2 separate regions of the Homo sapiens genome follow, and region 2 is linked to region 1. Evidence: chromatin loops called from intact Hi-C (ENCODE). Cell type or tissue: PC-9. All regions are shown on one strand.

The links. Hi-C counts contacts between places; a loop is a spot of excess contacts. Peaks named below come from ENCODE experiments on the same cell type or tissue, not always from the same donor. Only the 100,000 strongest peaks of a DNase experiment are listed, where the experiment ranks them.
Region 2: it touches region 1 in a loop (4-fold over the local background); 1 of 110 quality-filtered maps calls a loop at or near these places.

What each region holds. Positions count from the first base shown.
Region 1 is chr17:66,545,261-66,549,260 of GRCh38, reverse strand. The region is part of intron 3 of PRKCA (protein kinase C alpha); the gene reads right to left. Among named protein-coding and RNA genes, the nearest start is that of PRKCA-AS1, 130 kb to the right of the region's middle. RefSeq lists a silencer at 242-424. In PC-9, no CTCF peak of the experiment used is centred here; a DNase peak (open chromatin) is centred at 1,590; H3K27ac peaks cover 1,229 bases.
Region 2 is chr17:66,659,103-66,663,102 of GRCh38, reverse strand. The region is part of intron 5 of PRKCA (protein kinase C alpha); the gene reads right to left. Among named protein-coding and RNA genes, the nearest start is that of MIR634, 130 kb to the left of the region's middle. In PC-9, no CTCF peak of the experiment used is centred here; a DNase peak (open chromatin) is centred at 1,532; H3K27ac peaks cover 819 bases.

The DNA.
Region 1 (4,000 bases):
TTACAAACTTGAGCACCTTAATCCATCTCTCTAAGCCTCAGTTTCCCCCTCTGTAAAATGAGGCAATAATGGCACCTGCATGGACTTCCTGTGGTTATTGTAAAAAAAAAAAAAAAAAACTGCCATAAACTTGGTAGCTTAAAATTACAGAAAGTGGCCCGGCACGGTGGCTCATGCCTGTAATCCCAGCACTCTGGGAGGTCAAGACAGGCGGGTCACTTGAGCCCAGGAGTTTGAAACCAGCCTGTCAACATGGCAAAACCCCATCTCTACCAAAAAATACAAAAATTAGCTGGGTGTGGTAGTGCACTTGTGGTCCCAGCTACTCAGGAGGCTGAGGCAGGAAGATTGCTTGAGCCCGGGAGGCGGAGGCTGCAGTGACTGAGCTGTGATTGCGCCACTACACTCCAGCCTGGGCAACAGAGAGAGAGCCTGCTTCAAAAAAAAAAAAACTTGCCGAAACGTATTCGGTAGGCGCTAGGAGGGAATCCAGCTCCCACCTCCTCCAGCCGCCCTGCCTTGTCAGCATCACTCCCATCTCAACCTCACCTTTTCGAAAGTCCATGAGATGGCATTTAGGGCCCATGCAGATAGTCCAGGATAGGGTCACCTCAAGACCCTTTTTTTCCAAATAAGGCAATATTTACAGGTTCCAGGGATTGGGATACAGATATGCATGAGAGAGGGCCACCACTCAGGACACCAGATCACCTATCTTAATGGGTTGTTGTAAAGATTAAGTGAGAAATACCTGTGTGGTACACACAGCTTGGTGCCTGGTAGGCAGCTTGCTAAGTCCTCATTTGTTAGAGGACGTGTCCTTTAGGCATGTGTGTTGAACTTTGCTCACAGTAGATCTCTCAAACATTATAAATCATTTTCTGAGGGGAGGGAGGCGGCAGGAGATGACTTTCTGCCCCTCTCCTTCCTGCCAAAAGGAAGGAAGTGTCAAGGAGGGGCGCCCTCATAGGCACCAGCTGACTCAGCCCTGTGAGGTTTGGTGGCCTTCACCATCATCTCAGTAAATTTTTTGGTCTTTATTTTCACAGCTAAGGAGAAGTGTAAGGAGCTGTAGTTTTTGCTTTATAATGTTCTTCCACTGTCGACTTCAAGGAAATCCCCCCGAACAAGAATCAGCGAAAAGCTCCCTCAGGCTCTAGCCCCACAATTACAGCTACAATTCGTATGGTTTCTGTAATCAGAAAACACTACAACCCTTTAAACATTTCCACATTTAAAAAATGACTTGGGATCTGTGTACAGGCCTAAGAAAAAAAGAGTGGAGCAGCATGTTTTGCAAACCTCTAAGCAGCCAGGATATGTCATGAATGTCCTTCCAATGTTTCTGGTCAAAATTATCTAAAAGATGTTTGTATGGTTTTCTCATGGTAAGTGCTTTAATGTGTCAGAATAAAAAGCCGTAAGATGGTTTCTTTGCTTGCAAATAATTATTTGCCCAAGTAAATATTTGAGTTGAACTGGTGGTATCAAGGGTTATTTTCTACTTCAATGAGGAAATCATCCTATTTTTTTAAGGCATCTGGAAAATATGTCCACAGCCTTCTGTCAATATTTGAAGCTGTCAAAATGACTCTTGATTCTCAAGTAACTTTCGATGAAGTTAACAATGAATAGTCAAGGAACTTACCCAGGGTAGGTAGGATTCATCACAACACCTACCAAGGGAACATTTAGTCATTTATAAACAACTCTCAGTAAACAGTAAGGACTAGTGAAACCAGCACTCAACTTACTGATTCATTGATAACTTCATTTAGTGTACATTCATGGAACAGTGATTATCAGTCTGGTGACATCCTAGATGCTAGGAGATGACTCTCACAAGGTTCCTATCCCCTTGGGAGGAAGAGGATAGACAAATTATCCAGTAAAACGTAACAGGACCTGGGATTGGGACTGAGATTGTGTGTCATCCATAGCAGGGCACAGAGGGAGACCACAGCTGACTGCATTGAGTGATTCAAAGAAGGCAAGACTTGTCTTGGTTTTGAAAGGGAAATAACTGTTTGAAAGATAAGTGGAGGGGAGGGTGTTCAAGTTCAGTGTGAGCAAAGTACAGAGATGTAACATACACAGGCATATCTGGAGACATAAACACGATACCTAAGTGAGAAAGGAAGGTAGATAGGTAAGGGCAAGATCGCTAAGGTAAACTGGTGAAACTCCAGACTACTCAAGACAAAAGGCAAGAAATAACAAGGAGCTCACCTTAGTCAGTAGTAGTAGGAATACAGAGGAGGGGACAGATATGGGAGATGCTACAGTAGCTTAAAGCAATAGTATTTTATGCTTGGCAAAATGAGGGGAAATACAAGTAAACTGTTGTAAGGTTCTTACACCATATGTGATGTGGTATAATATTGTTGGAAAGTAGACTGATTGATTAAAGATTTACATTACAAGCCCTAGATCAACCACAAACAAAACAAAACAAAACACGAAGAGGTAAAACTAATGCTGCGGGTCGTATTGTGTTCCCCAAAACAATATCTCGAAGCCTTTACTCCAGGTCTACGTGAATGTGACGTTATTTGGAAATAAGGTCTTTGCAAATGTAATGAAGTAACATGAGGCCAATATTGGATTAGGGTAGCCCCTAAATCCAATGATTGCTATTTTTATAAGGAAAGAAAGATTTGGAAATGGCAGGCACACACAGAGGGAAGATGGCCATGTGAACACAGAGGCGGAAACTGGAGAGATGCAGCCACAAGCCAATGAACATAGAGGATTAGCGGCAACTAACACAACGTAGGAAAATGCAAGGAAAGATTCTTGCCAAGAGCCTTCAAAGGAAGCATGACCCTGCCAAGGCCTTAATTGTGGACTTCTAGCTTTCAGAACTGTGTATGAATACATTTCTGTTGTTTTGAGACACTCTATGTTAATCTGTTATGGCAGCCTTAGAAACTAATACAGCTAATCATATTAGAAACTAATACAACCAAACATAATAAAATGAAGTAATTAAAAATACTCATCCCAACAGAAGGAAAAAGGGAACAAGAGGATGAACTGAATGCAAATAAAAGGATAGTGGTCATTAAATGTAAATTATAATCCCATGTAAATTAATGATAATTCCATTACATATAAATGGTGTAAAGACTGCAATTAAATGGCAAAGATTGTCACAGCAGATAAAAAAGGACCAGACTACATACTGATACTGTCTATATGAAACTCGTTTTAGACTTAAAGACACAGATATATGAAAAGTAAAAGGATAAAAAACGAAGTATCATGGTAACATTAATCTAAAAGAAAGCTAGACTGGCCAGATTAATATCAAACAGTAAATTTCAGAGCAAAATTAACAAGTCTCAGTAAGGTTTATTCTCATACAAAATCTAATTTACTTTTTTTCCTAAAAGAAAAATGAATATGGTAAATGACTTTCCAATCACATGACACACTTCATATTTTCCACCAACATTCACTAAACACTTGGATTCTGCAGGAAACATTCTGCACTGACTATGATTTCTATAATGATCAGATTTTTTTAATGTTCTTCTCTTTTGTATTTGTAGTGATAAAATTTTGCCTGACATTTTTCCTTGAAGAAAGTAAACATAGCCTGCCACAAAAACTGATATTGACAGAGCCTCAGTGGTTAAGCCTTTTTTTCTCATTAATTCTCCCGATATTTTAGCTCTAGTAATCTAGCCCTAGACAAAAACACTGGTAGCTCACACTCAGGAATGCATGATGTGATGTAGGATTAAAAAAAATAACAGTCTTACTACAAGGATACAAACATTTTTTAAAGTAAAGTCATACAGTATGTAGATAAATTATCTGTTTTTTTGAGACAGAGTCTCGCTCTGTCGCCCAGGCTGGAGTGCAGTGGCACAATCTTGGCTCACTGCAAGCTCCGCCTTTTGGGTTCACGCCATTCTCCTACCTCAGCCTCCTGAGTAGCTGGGACTACAGGCACCCGCCACCACGCCTGGCTAATTTTTTGTATTTTTTAGTA
Region 2 (4,000 bases), 110 kb before region 1:
CTGAGCATGAGGCATAATTCCTGATTAGGAGGCAACTGTCCACCGGCAAGGGTATCCTTCCTCCATCCGCCAGCAGAAGAGGGATCTGCTATCCCATTACAGAACTGTTCCCAACACCTGCAGAATCGACGACTTTCCCATACACTTGTTCCCCACAAATGGGCTCAGAGCTGATTCTCTGAGAAATGTACTTATCAGGAGCTACTAGGAGTTCATGAGCACAAGAGACTATCAGTATCTGTCTCTGGAACACTACGGTGTTTGGAGAGAGAGATAAAACAGGAGTAAACTTTATTCTTTCCAGCCTTGCTGTTATACCATTGCTGTCTTTAATCTGAGAGTATAAAGCAGAAGATAAACATTAATTACAGGTATGATGCCAGGCCTACGAGATTTTCACCTGGAAAAGCCTCTTATCTCGACCACAATCAAAATCAAACCAAAACAAAATCAAACAAGAACCTGGACACATTCTCACTAGCTTTGAGATCTCTCTCTGGGCCAGTCCGTCAACACCTTAGACTACCACAAGTCAACCACATGCACCAAAACTAAAGAGAGACTAAATTGATACAGAAAAGAAATGACTGGGGGCCGAGTATCTTGGATGTAAAACTTTTCATTCCATGAAATAACTAAGATGACCCCCAAACCACGGATGTCTCAAGCTGCTTGGGTGCCGCTGAGCCATGGCGCTAAAGCCATCACTGAATTGGCAAAACTGTCAGTAGAAAGGGAAATTAAACAGGAAGACAGCCAATGTTGTAGAGCCCATGAGTCAAGGTCTGTGCACAGGATGAGGATCCCAAATCCCATGAGGACTTACAAGGTGGGCATGTGACATCTAAGTGCTTTCGTTTGGACGGAAGAGAGAGAGAGGACCTGATATTCTGGGTATCATCCACATGGTTTACAAACCAAGCAGGAGACACATCAGTTTCCTGACCTGAGAGGGCCTTGTGGCGATGATTCAGGGATAAAAGGTACCTTGCTTTTCTCTTCCCTTGCTGAATGAAAGCCAGGTTGCCTGGCTGGCTCTTCTCAGGACAGAGGCTAAGAACCTGGAGGCATTGTTAGCATGCTGCCAACTACCTTTGTTTATTCTCGCAGTAGGAATTCCTCGTGAAAGAAAAGCTCCAGGGGTAAGGGGTGAGGGTCTGCCAAGGCAGCAACGTGGCCTGCAGAAAAAGCTGCCGCAGGGGAAGGTTGTTTAAGGCCAATGGCTCAAAATGCATTCTGGAGGGCCTTGTCTAGTTCCTAGGCCCTGATCAAACAGCTCCACCTTCCTGAGCCACTTGTTCCACAATCTCCCCGTGAGCCCATTCAAAGGACTTGCTTCCTGCGGGTACCACCATCACTCAATCTCTTCCACATCAACACCATTTACGCCTGGAACCTGTTGTGCTGTTTTACAGCTTCTAAATAAAAAGGGTGATTAATGCACTGGGTGGCTGAATTGGACAAATGTCACTCAATCAAGTTTTTTTCTTTACCCTTGGCTGTTTTTGGAGACCAGCCAGGCCAGGAGCAGGTTGACGTGTTCAAAAGGAACTGATGAGTCATATCCAACTTTTGGACATAAGCTCAGCCACTGTCCCTCTTGAGTAATTTCACGGATGTGCAAGGTGGTTGAAGGAAAGGAGCATCGAAGTAGAAGGCAGGAGCCTGGCTGCATCCTCCTCCTGAACACACTTCCTGCACAACCCTGGCTCACGTTTCATGGCAGTGTTGCATTACCTACAGTTTTGTCTGCTTCTCACTATTCCTTGTTCCTGAAAATGTCTCCCACCTCCCACCCCACCCCATATCTGCCCTCCAGTCACAGTCCATTGGTCCAGGGTGGCATGTGACCCACACTGAGTCGATGAATCCCTTTCCCAGAATTTTTGGATTTGTGACTGACACAGTAGAAGACATGCAGCTGCAAGAGGCGAAGCTGTAGAATCGTCTAGGGCCATGTTTTCTGCAATGCAAAGAAAGTCTAACGTGTTGTGGAAAAGAAACAAATGAAGGCAGTATGGAGAAAGAAGAGGTGAGATACAGAAAGAGAATCTTGGGTTCTCAGTATTCTTATGGCTCCAAGGCATTCCCACCCTTGCGTTTCACGATACTCTAGATTTCTTTTGCTAATTCCCCCTTCTACCTGAGTGGGTTGGTTTTATCCTTTAATTAATTAATTAATTAATTTATTTTTAAGACAGCGTCTTGCTCTGTTGCCCAGGCTGGAGTGCAGTGGTGCGATCTCGGCTCACTGCAAGTTCTGCCTCCCGGGTTCATGCCATTCTTCTGCCTCAGCCTCCCGAGTAGCTGGGACTACAGGCGCCCGCCACCACACCCGGCTAATTTTTTGTATTGTTATTATATATATATATTTTTTAGTAGAGACAGGTTTTCACCGTGTTAGCCAGGATGGTCTTGATCTCCTGACCTCGTGATCCGCCCGCCTCGGCTTCCCAAAGTGCTGGGATTACAGGCGTGAGCCATCGCGCCCGGCCGGTTTTATCCTTTATAACCCCAAAGACCCTACATAGTAGCCATATTCCCTGAGCCGTGGTTTTTATGCATGAAAATGAAGGGGATGGACCATGGGACAGAATTTTCAGAGGGTCCCCGGGCAGGAGCACCCCCTAACATGGAAATAAAGGAAAATCTTGAGTTCCTTCAAGGAAAATTCCAGGCACCTAGGTAGCCTTGAGAATTAAATGAGCAACTTGACAAGGAAGAAGGTATCAGTAAGTTAAAACAACAGCAAGGAAGTTAGGAGATGTTTTGCTTTCTGTAGAAATTAAAGATAACATCTAAACACATGCCCTTGAGTTGTTTCAGAAAACTGGACCCCCACCAAACGGACCCACTGGCACACAGCCCTTGGATGGGGGGAGCAGAAGACAGCACTCTGACTGCTGTTCTTTGTTCTACATTCTTCCATCTCCCTTCGATGCTTTTGTACCCAAAAGCCAGAGCTAACATTGTTTTTTTTTTTGTTGATCCCTAATTCTTAGACAAAGCTTCGCCTCCTTAACTAATCACAAATCAGAAGATCTTTGAATCCAGCCATGACTGTGGCACACCGCCTCCCCAGCTTTGGGATGTCCTACCTGTTTGGGTCAAACCAACATGTGGCCCCCAGGTACTGAATGACTTCGACTGTAACCTCCACCTTCCCGCCTTTAAATAATGGATAGCTGTAAGCTATCTGCCAGTTCAAGTCATCAGCACGAGCTGCTCAATTCTCCTTGCTTGGCAATAAACGCCTCAGTTTCTCCTGCTGTTAACCCAACATCAGCATTTGGCTTTGCTGCATGGGGTGCACGGACCCCAGCACAGTGTGATAACAATCACATTAGTGACTTCTTTTTTTTGTGACGGAGTCTCACTCTGCTACCCAGGCTGGAGTGCAATCTTGGCTCACTGCAGCCTCAAACTCCTGGGCTCAGGTAATCCTCCCACATCAGCCTCCTGAGTAGTTGGGACCAAAGTGCAGCATGTGTGCCACCATGCCCGGCTAATTTTTATTTTTAATTTTTAAATTATATTTATTTTTACTCTTTATAGAGACAAGGTCTTGTTCTGTTGCCCAGGATGGTCTTGAACTTCTGGCCTCAAGGGATCTTCTGCTTCCGCCTCTCAAAGTACTGGGACACAGGTGTGAGGCCCTACACCCAGCCTACATCCTTGACTTTCAAACTCTGCTCCACAGAGTCTCCTCATGGCTGGTGGAGGAGGAGGAAGAAGGTGAGTACCCTATTTTCTTCCCTTCAATCAGAGTAACTCTGGTGAAATATCATTTGAATATCATCTCAAACAAGATGTGATGTTCCAACTTGTTTGAAAATCACCGGACCAGCAGCCTCTCAGGCCTCATCCATTTGCAGAGTCCCTAGAGTCTCCAATCTACCATCAGTTCCTCACGAAGGGGCACACTTATTGGCACCACCGATTAGCTCTCTCTGAAACAGCTCTCAACAAAATGCCAGAGCTGAAGGGAACGTCAGGGTTC